2 separate regions of the Homo sapiens genome follow, and region 2 is linked to region 1. The links are chromatin contacts, found by Hi-C or POLR2A ChIA-PET in ENCODE. All regions are on one chromosome and are shown on one strand. Each heading gives the region's core, a stretch centred on a gene start or an enhancer-like site at or near the end of the contact. The rest is flanking DNA. Distances are from core to core; before and after follow the strand shown. Region 1 overlaps EHD4 (EH domain containing 4). Region 2 has its middle 15 kb from the start of PLA2G4E.

Region 1 (4,743 bases), core at 1,511-4,010:
GTGTGTCACTTGGCATGAGGGACGAGGACCCCCATTTCCTCTCAGCTGAGGGGAAGAGCTCTCCACAATGTCCCCCTGCACGGTCCTCTGGCTACCCTGACAACAAGGGCCAGCTCTCCCTACTCTCCCTGGAGTAAAGCTGGGCTCAGGAGGTGCTACCGTTTCAAAATGTGTTCAGCTTTAATTTTTAAAATATCTTCAAGAGTTTCTCCATCAAAACCTCTGTATCCCTAATAGCCTAGAAATGTTCGTGTTGATCAATTCTTACACATTCCACACAAATCTGAGAAATGCTGGTAAAAGTTACTGTGAGGGATGCCCACTCTGTGAAACTCCAGCCTCTATGGAGTGGATGCAGAGCGTGTGGACTCCATATACCCATGGGAATGTGGAATTTAGGTTTTACAGCCCCTCTGGGATCTCAAGGGTGAAGACATTCAGCAGCGAGGCTGGAATTCAAAGCCAGATCACACTCTTGCCTCCACTCACGTCCAGTTTGATTTTTACGCCCTGTGGCCTGGATGGGGCTATGTCTGGAGGCTGGTATGACTGAGGGAGGAGAGACTGCTGGGGAGGGAGGGGCTTGGGAGAACAGCAGCCAGTGTCGCCCAGCTCCCCGCAGCACACACAGTTCGCAATTCACGAAAATGTGAGGTGCGGGAGTGGGTTTGAAGCTTGACAGGCACTTTGCTCCAGAATCAGTGCTAATAGCAACGGTGGGCTGGCCAAGACGGCCTACAAAAGGTCACACACACTGATTAAAGGGATGAACCAGACGAGAACTGCAGCGTGTGCTTTTTGGGGAAGAGCTCGGTGTGGAGCTCCACCTTGGGTGGCTCGCGGCAACACGGCCCCTTCTCGGCACCTTCACCAAGCCTGGCCAGGAGGAGGCCCTTCAGATTCCGGGCCAGGGAGGTGAGCATACGGATATCGTAGTTAAGCAGTGAGTCCCCCAGCTGGACAATCACTCACACAGCACAGGTGTTGAAGTCAGACATCACTGTCGAGGAGTGCCTGAATTACTTTCTGATGTTTCATTCCTGTACAAGTACAGCAAATCCCACTACTTTTGAAATAACAGGGGTTTCAAGGAAAAATATAAATGAAAAAATTGTTTAAAGAAGAGCAGATGTTTCCTACATTCAAGTTTATATTGCAATCGAAGCCAGAGTTTTCTAAGTAGCGACCCTACTGGACAGACCTTTAACAATAAATCATTTTTAAAGTGTGCTTCAAGTGTGAAATAATTTGAAGTCAAAGGTGTCCCCCTTTGACTGTGACCTTGGTAAATCAATCTCTGGATCTCAGACACAGAGGAAGAACTAGAATTAGGAAGAATTACTGTATTATAAAGCTTGCTTGCATTATCAATTTGTTTGGTGATACTTTCACAGATAATACAAAGTTAACATTCAGTGTTCAATTTCACCATCAAAGAAATACCAGTAAAGACAGAGCACATTAACAAATTTTTGAAAACTCGGAATCATCAATGCTGGCAAGGGTCCTGTGAGATAAACACCCTTATATATGTTGGTGGGGGAATAAGTTGGTCTAACTTCACTAAAAAGCAATTTGACACCATGTGTTAGAAGCCTTTAAAATGGGGGTCTTGCTGGGAGCGGTGGCTCGTGCCTGTAATTCCAGCATTTTGGGAGGCCGCAGTGGGAGGATCGCTTGGCCTAGGAGTTCGAGACTAGCCTGGGCAACATGGAGAAACCCCGTCTCTACAAAACATACAAAAATTAGCCAGGTGTGGTGGCGTGCATCTGTAGTCCCAGCTACTTAAGAGGCTGGGGTGGGATGGTCGCTTGAGCCCAGGGAGGTTGAAGCTGCAGTGAGCTGTGACCATGTCACTGCACTCCAGCCTAGGTGACAGAGTGAGACCCTGTCTCTAAATAAATAAAGAAAAAATAAACTCAAATGGGGATTTTGCGGAGTTGACCTCTAACAGCTCGTGCTGGTGTTATTTGAGGGCCTGTTTCCTCTCCTCTCTTGGGCTGTCATTTCCTGCAGGGCATGGTCTATATACTCAGTACTTTAGAAACCTGGAGTCTGGTAGGAATGATTTGAGTCAGCCTCTTATCTTTACAAGCGACAAGACTGAGGGTTAGTGCAGGAACATGGCTTGTTGCTGGTCAAACTCACAGGGTGGCCATGCAGGATCCAGAACCTGCAGCCCCTTTCTCCTGGCCCCAGACTTCTGCTCTTACACCAGGCACAGCACCATCACCCTGGGGTCCTACACTGCCCCCAGCTCCCTGGTGCTCTAAGCAGGACCTGGCAGATCCCTGACTTTACATATGACACTCTAAGCTGATTGCCCTGAAGAAGATTTTTCACTGGGGGACTGCAGAAACTCAGATTCATCTGTTACACTGCTGGGTAAACAGGTACATGTCAGTGCAGTGAGGGAACTCGGAACAACCAAGACACCAAGTATCTGACATGGAAAAAGGGAGAATGAAGTGATGGATCCACACACAGCAAGCTGGAAGGGAAGAGTCTGAGCTGATGCTGAGGTGCAATGTGCATAAATGGGTCAATCACACAGCCACACGGGATAGACAGCCTGATCAACTGTGTTAGACATTTCTCACGGTGGGAGTGCCTCAGAGGCTTTCCCAAAGCTACGAGTTTCAGGGACTCTAGTATTATCTGCAATAACAACAATTCAAAGGAACAAGAGGACACAGGAAGACCACCGTGATTCAGAGCTGATTAGCCCCTCCACAGGCATCCTGTGCTTTGGAGACTTGATTTTTGTCCTTGGCTCCACTTTGCTCCCCCTTTCCTGTGTTCTCGGAGAGGCCTGCCAATTCCAGCAATGATTGCTCCAAGGTTCTCGAGCCAAGCCAGCCACATAAAAAGGTATGGACATTTGGATTCCAAGCAGCTGGGCGGAAGGGATGGTGGGATGGATGGGAGACCTGACATCCCCTTGTCCTGGTCCGATGAGGTCCCCAGTTCAGACTCATCCAAGTGGCTCTGGGGTACCCCGGTTGCCAGCATTCAGCCCAAGCTCACAGAGCTACTTTGATGCAAGAGTATATATGGATGGTGTCTTCTTTTTTTCATTGCTTAGGCTAGAATTTTTTTTTTCACTTCATAGAAGTGAATGTCATTTATGACAAGGGGAAGAAAAAAAACTCTCAAGATATTGAAAACAGAGATACTCTCAATATGTCCAAGCACCATCTTCTCAACGATGAGCTTAAGAATGAATAAAAACCAAACAAATCTAAGTGGCACATTATTCAAACAAATGCTGGAGTAGTGGGCAAAGCATTACACTTTAAATAAATATACCTAACGCTTGAGGACTCGTTATGTGCTAAAGTCTTTACATGAATAGTCTCATTTCATCCTAACTACCTTATGGGCAGGTACTATTTCTATCCCTATTTTACAGATGAGGAAACTAAGGCTCAAATGGGTTAAGCGGTTTATTAAGATGAAGGATTTCTTACTAGTCTTATGAGGACACCACCCACCCTAAATCAGAGCCTGAGAGGCCGACGGGTTCCACTGGGAATGTTTACAGGAACGTGTCCTGTGAATCATAACAAATACACAAATGTAAGATTTTAAAAATAATACGGCACATATATTTTGAGTGTTGTATGAGCATTATTTTTAAATTATCAAGCCAAATCTAAAGAAATGGTTTGTGTGGGCTGGGCGTGGTGGCTCACGCCTGTAATCCCAGCACTTTGGGAGGCCGAGGTGGGCGGATCACGAGGTCAGGAGATCGAGACCATCCTGGCTAACACGGTGAAACCCCGTCTCTACTAAAAATACAAAAATAAAATTAGCCAGGCATGGTGGCGGGCGCCTGTAGTCCCAGCTACTCGGGAGGCTGAGGCAGGAGAATGGCGTGAACCCGGGAGGCTGAGCTTGCAGTGAGCCGAGATCGTGCCACTGCACTCCAGCCTGGGTGACAGAGCAAGACTTTGTCTCAAAAAAAAAAAAAAAAAAAAAAAAAAAAGAAATGGTTTGTGTGATGATAAACGAGATCTTAAAATATGTTCGTGCATACCTTGGCATCTGTGCATGGAGTTTGGGGGTTCAATTCATTGCTATTGCCTGAAACATTTTTAAAATAAGTTTTGGAAAGTTTCATGTAATATATTTTTCTTCAGAATACTTACTTGATCCACTATTTCACTAGGAGAGGGATGAAAAGGAAGAGTTACTACTTCTACTCTGATTTGATTTGAGCCTGGAAAGATGTTTTAAGAGCAGTTTCTGGCCGGGCACGGTGGCTCACACCTGTAATCCCAGCACTTTGAGAGGCTGAGGTGGATGGATCATGTGAGGTCAGGAGTTCAAGGCCACCCTGTGGCAAACACGGTGAAACCCCGTCTCTACTAAAAGCACAAAAATTAGCCGGGCGTGGTGGTGCGCACCTGTAATCCCAGCTACTCGGGAGGATGAGGCAGGAGAATTGCTTGAACCTGGGAGGCGGAGGTTGCAGTGAGCCAAAATTGCACCACTGCATTCCAGACTGGGTGAGACTCCACCTCAAAAAAAAAAAAAAAAAAGCAGTTTCTATTGTTTAATCTATCCTTGTGTTTCACACCAGGAAAAGTAAGTGGGAGAATCAAGCATTTATTACTTCCAAAGTCTTACAAGATAGGCCAAGATATATAAATATTTCCTAGCAAAACAGTATGACCTGCACTATCACTGCTTCTAGATACTAACAAATGACAGGTTACTCTGAAGCCGTACTGTACAGTT
Region 2 (4,743 bases), core at 819-3,318, 77 kb after region 1:
TCACTGAGGAAACAGAGGAGTGGCTGAGCTGGCCCTTATGACACTGGGAGGGCTTCTGGGAGGGGCCCTGCCCAGCCTCTGCACTCTGTCTGGTTGGTGACTAGTGGGCTCCAGGGCCAGCATGGTGAGATGCCAGGCACCTGGAGGAGGCATTGGGGCAAAGGACATCCTGGGTGGGTGGGGTGGGAGGGGCAGGTCCTTTGGGGTGACTCTGCAGTCCTGGTTTCTGTCATCTGGGCAGCACCTGGGTGAGGCTGAACACATGGATGATCAAGCACCAAAGGCAGAAGAGGGTCCTCTGGTCTGTGAGGAGCAGGAGAGGGACAAGAGCCACCACCTGGCACCCTCTCCCTGCTGCCGCCCCGCAGCCTGTGAAAGCAGCCCCTGGCCCTGGGTGGAGTGGGCCCTGGTGGGGATGGGCTCAAGCCTCCTGTCCTGTGTAGGGGAGCTGGCAGCATGGCAGAGACCCCTTGCCAAGGTGCAAATGACACTTCACCTCTCTCAACTGCTATTTCCCTCTGTGCACATGGATGTGTAGGGATTGGGTGGAGTGGGAGAGAGGAGTTCAAGTCCTTTTTCCGGTGATGTAGAAATTCAGAGGGAAGGACTCTGGGCTCCAAGAGCACAGACCTGACCCCCTGTAGTATCTGCCTCGTAGCCCTCAGCAACTGTCTGCTGCAAACAGTAACCAAAGACTCATTTGAAAGTAACCAAACATCCTGGTTTGTCCAAGACTAAAGGGTTTCCTGGGACTCAAGACTTTTAGTGCTAAAACTGGAAAGTTCCAGGCAAACTGGGATGATCAGATCACTTATTTCTAATTTCCCTTGAAAGTATTTTTGGAAGTAGAGACATACCTGGTATGCCAGACCCGGAGTACTCCTAGGCTTTGTAATTATTTGAGGCAAAATAATTTGATTACTTTCTGATTTTATTTTGGAGAATATGAAGAAAATCTGTATGTGCTGATTCTGAGTACATAAGCCAGTCCTGAGGTTAACGGTTGACTGTGTCTGTATGTGGGATGCTGGTATAGTGGACACATGAACCTAGAGTCCCTTTCCCCTTCCTCTGATAAGAAAGCACCGTTTTCCTTTAGGATCTTATGGAGCTGTCATCAGGGAATCATCCTCCTTTCTCAAAGGTGGGCCCCAACCAGTCTGGCCAGTCTCATTCTCATCCTCTTAGACTCAGTGATTGGTTCAGGAACAATTAAATCTCCTCCTCTGCCCCCTCCTCTTCTACGTCCTCTTTTTAAGGATTATATGAATATTGAGAAAGAGAGAGAAGAAGAGGTCAGCTTTGAGTTATTGGTGGCCATCTTTGTCACCATGTGGAAGGACTCAGCCTTAAAAAGTTGAGAGAAGGAGAAAAAAAGACAAAATCCTGAGGACATGATCTGGACTGCTAGATCCAGCTATGCCTGAAGCCTATATGCCCCTTGGACTTCCCAGTTACATGAGACAATAAAGGCTTTTTATTTGCTTAAGCGTATTTGAAATCAGCTTTAGTTACTCTGCCACTTGCGCCTGAACAGAACTCCACACAGACTCCTGATGTGCCTGGCTGCCACATCTGCAGGAGGGCTGTACTCTGGGCTCTGTGCAGGGGATCACAGGGGTGATGCCTTTCACTGTCCCCTGAACTGAGTCCCTTATGCCTTTAAATTAGGGCATATGCTCCTCCAGGGCACATCTACGGTGGGAGGCACATGTCTGAACATTTGCCTTCAGGAGCCCTCTTCTCCGAATCGTGGGGGAAGAGATCTTCCAAGTTCCTTCTCTCATCTTCCTGTTCTTCTCGCCTCATTTCCAGGATTTGCTCTGATCTCTCATTTGTCCTTGACTGGAAGTCAACACTGTCATATGTCTACCCACCACTCACATACCTTACTGCCTTGGTGACATCCCCTGCATAGGGAAAGCCTCTCCCCATCCTGGGAGGAGCAACCAGCACCTGAAACATTACATTTCAACACCTGTAAACTGGGACAGATGAAAAGCGTTGGTTATTGTCCATGCCTAGGGGCTAGAGAGTGGGGACTCACCCTCGTTCTCCTGCTGGGAATGGGAGAGGCAACCATGCTTTCCCAGCGAGTAAGGCTCAGTTGAAGGAAGGGAAAGGCAGGCAGGATGGGGCAGGCCCAGGGGATGTTGCAAAACAGCCACAGGAAATGGAAATCATGTCATATGCAAATCAGGATAAGAATTTGCAGATGGGCTCGGCACTTGGGCTTCAGGTTAATTTTTTAACCAAAGGTTAAACACTATCCCTAGGAAGAGAGAGAGGGGAAGTGATTGGGTAAGGAGCACCCTGGGGCCTTTGACTCTGTCACCAGTGTGATTTTTTAAGGCTGGGCAGTGGAGTCATAGGTATCCATTTTATTATTCTCTATACATTTTGTATATCGTATATATTGCTTTATACTTTTTTAAAGCAACCTGAATTCATGTCTATCACTCCCAGGCATTTCTTTACTCTTTCTCTACCTATGTGTGTGTTCCTGAGCTATACTTGGAATTATTTCACGTTTTTAAACTTTATATAAGCTAGGTAACATACAAATATCCATTCTGCTATAAACATGTTTTTTTTCTCTACTTTACATTAGGCTTGTAAGATTCACCTATATTGGTTAACAATAGATATGGTTCATTCATTTTCACAGTTGTGACCTATTCCACAACTTATGATTTTGTGGGTTAGACATTTAAGCTGTTCCTAATGATGGCAGCGGCGGACCATCTGGAGCGGCCGCTGCCATCACCGGCCGCAGCAGGGAGGGTGCGGGGAGGAGGCCGACAGCCTCCTCTGCAGCCCACCGCCCTGGGGGCCGCGGCGATGGGGCTGGGCCAGGTCGCCCGCTGGCAGAGGAGCAGCGCAGCTGGGGAGCAGCGCGACTGGGGAGAGCAGGGCCCTGAAGTGGAACTGGGCCCAGAGCGGTGCTGCTCTTGCACTGGGAGCAGGAGCCCCAGGAGGGGGAACTGGGGATGCGCTTCTGGGGCCCGGGTCTGAAAGTGGGAGCGGTGCCGCTTTGGGGACCAGCCAGCGGGGCAGCCATTGCTGCCATCGCCGAGGATGCCGGGTTCCTGTGCCTCGGGTGGAGGCTCTGCTCGGCGCTGCTCAGGGCCGCGTCCCCAGGTCCACCCTGCATCTGGGTGACCGCCTAGCCTGACACTCCCAAAGGCTGGGCCAGGGCCTGCCATCCACACCACCCTGGACCGCCCCTGGTTGCCAGGGCAACAGAAGGGAGCTCATAGCCGTGTCGCCCCTGCCCTGGACACTGGCCGGGGCCCAGCCAGGACCTGGAGCCCCTGCCCCAGGCTGCGAAGGAGGGGCGGATGGAGCTGCATGCTCCGCGGAGCTGGCGGGAGCCGGGAGCCGGGGAGCAGGCAACAGCCCAGGTTGGGGCTGTGGGCCTGGGCCTCTGTGTGCTCTTGGGGGCCCTGGGAGTCCCCCCGACCCCCCGGCCTTGCAGGCTTGGAAGTGCCTGCTCCCGTTGCCTGGCTTCTCCCCGCTGCCGGCGCCCACTCCGATCTCAGAGCACCGTGGGGCCGAGTCCAGGTGCTGTTGCAGCCTGGCCGAGGGTGCACATATTTGGGGCAGTGCTGGTATGCCAGCCCCCTGCCGCTTCAGCCCCCTCCAGACTTTGGGTGCCAACGAGCATGGGGTGGGGGGTGAGGCCAAGGTGGGGGACTGAGGGCAGCTCCGTGCTGGCCTGTAGGTGCCCCTTGGCACCAGCAGCCTGGGCACCATAGGTGGCAGCAGAAGGCAGACAAGCTCCTGGGTAGAAGGGGGTGGGTCCCTGGTGAGGCCCCACCTTCAGGCCAGGCTGCCAGTCCTGTAGATCAGAATGGGAACTTGTGGTACCTTTTCCAGGCTCACCCATGGCTGCCCACGGACCAATGTGCGCGCACTTCCTCCCCTCGAAGCCCTGGGCTCAGCCAGAGCAGAGCGGTCGTCAGGATGACCAGCTGCTGAGAGGAGCTTCCCACTCCAGGGCCTCCTCTCTGCTAGGAGTTGAACACTAGTAGGGACGCCCTGGCTGGGAAAAGAGCTACCTACTGCGGGTCTCCTCTGAGCTGTTCTATTGCTGGATAAATCTCCTCATCTTCTTGCTCACCTCCCACTTGTCTGTGTACCTTGTTCTTCCTGGTCACAGGACAAGAACTTGGTACCTGTCTAATGGCGGGTCTAAAAGATCTATAACACAAACAGGGCTGAAACATGCCCCTTGCTCACTTCGTTGTGGGTGAAGAGAAGGAGAGAAGAGCTGCGGCCCTTCAGGGAACCCAAACCTGGGAGCTCATGGAGCCACATCTGTGACTCCCTCTTCGGGGCCCTGTGGTTCCCGGCATCTCCAAGCTTCTGGGCACCACCACATTCCCTGGAGCCAGCTGTGGAAGCTGCTTGCGGTGCACCTGGAGCTGCCCACCTCACTGCGGCAGCTGGCATGTAGCCAGACCCCACGTTTGCTCACACACCCATTGCTGCTCTATGCAGTCTCCCTTGGCAGGGATCCAGGCTGGTAGTGTGAGCTGAGTGCAGCCTGCCAGGCTGAGTGGGCAGAACGAACCCAGCGGACCCAAGCAAAACTTGGGCAAAGGTGCCAATAGCCACAGGTTTCTGGCCAGAAAAGTGACACCCCAAAGATCCCATAACATTAAGTTTTGCTGTTACTGTATTTCATCAGTTCCAAGGTACACATTTTTTCCCATTTTAAAATCTGTGAAATAAGAGATA

The links. Hi-C counts contacts between places; a loop is a spot of excess contacts on that map. ChIA-PET counts read pairs that join two places held with the same protein, here RNA polymerase II (POLR2A). Pooled maps may share reads with other maps.
Region 2: a loop to region 1 is called in a pooled map, with 2.9 times the contacts of the local background. The contact joins two enhancer-like sites. A Hi-C loop is called at or near these places in 2 of 50 pooled maps. POLR2A ChIA-PET finds 5 or more read pairs at or near these places in 2 of 52 experiments (HEK293 and HepG2).

What each region holds. Positions count from the first base shown.
Region 1 is chr15:41,955,436-41,960,178 of GRCh38, forward strand. All of the region lies in intron 1 of EHD4 (EH domain containing 4), which reads right to left. LOC124903477 (a long non-coding RNA gene) reads left to right here. Exons shown (of 2, transcript XR_007064603.1): 2 at 1-1,230. Among named protein-coding and RNA genes, the nearest start is that of EHD4, 15 kb to the right of the region's middle. RefSeq lists an enhancer at 1,839-1,958. Within about 2 kb of position 2,761, at least 4 of the 41 ENCODE cell types and tissues checked have a DNase peak (open chromatin) inside an H3K27ac peak, as active enhancers do.
Region 2 is chr15:42,033,408-42,038,150 of GRCh38, forward strand. It overlaps a transcript of PLA2G4E not described here. Among named protein-coding and RNA genes, the nearest start is that of PLA2G4E, 15 kb to the left of the region's middle. RefSeq lists a silencer at 55-114. Within about 2 kb of position 2,069, at least 6 of the 41 ENCODE cell types and tissues checked have a DNase peak (open chromatin) inside an H3K27ac peak, as active enhancers do.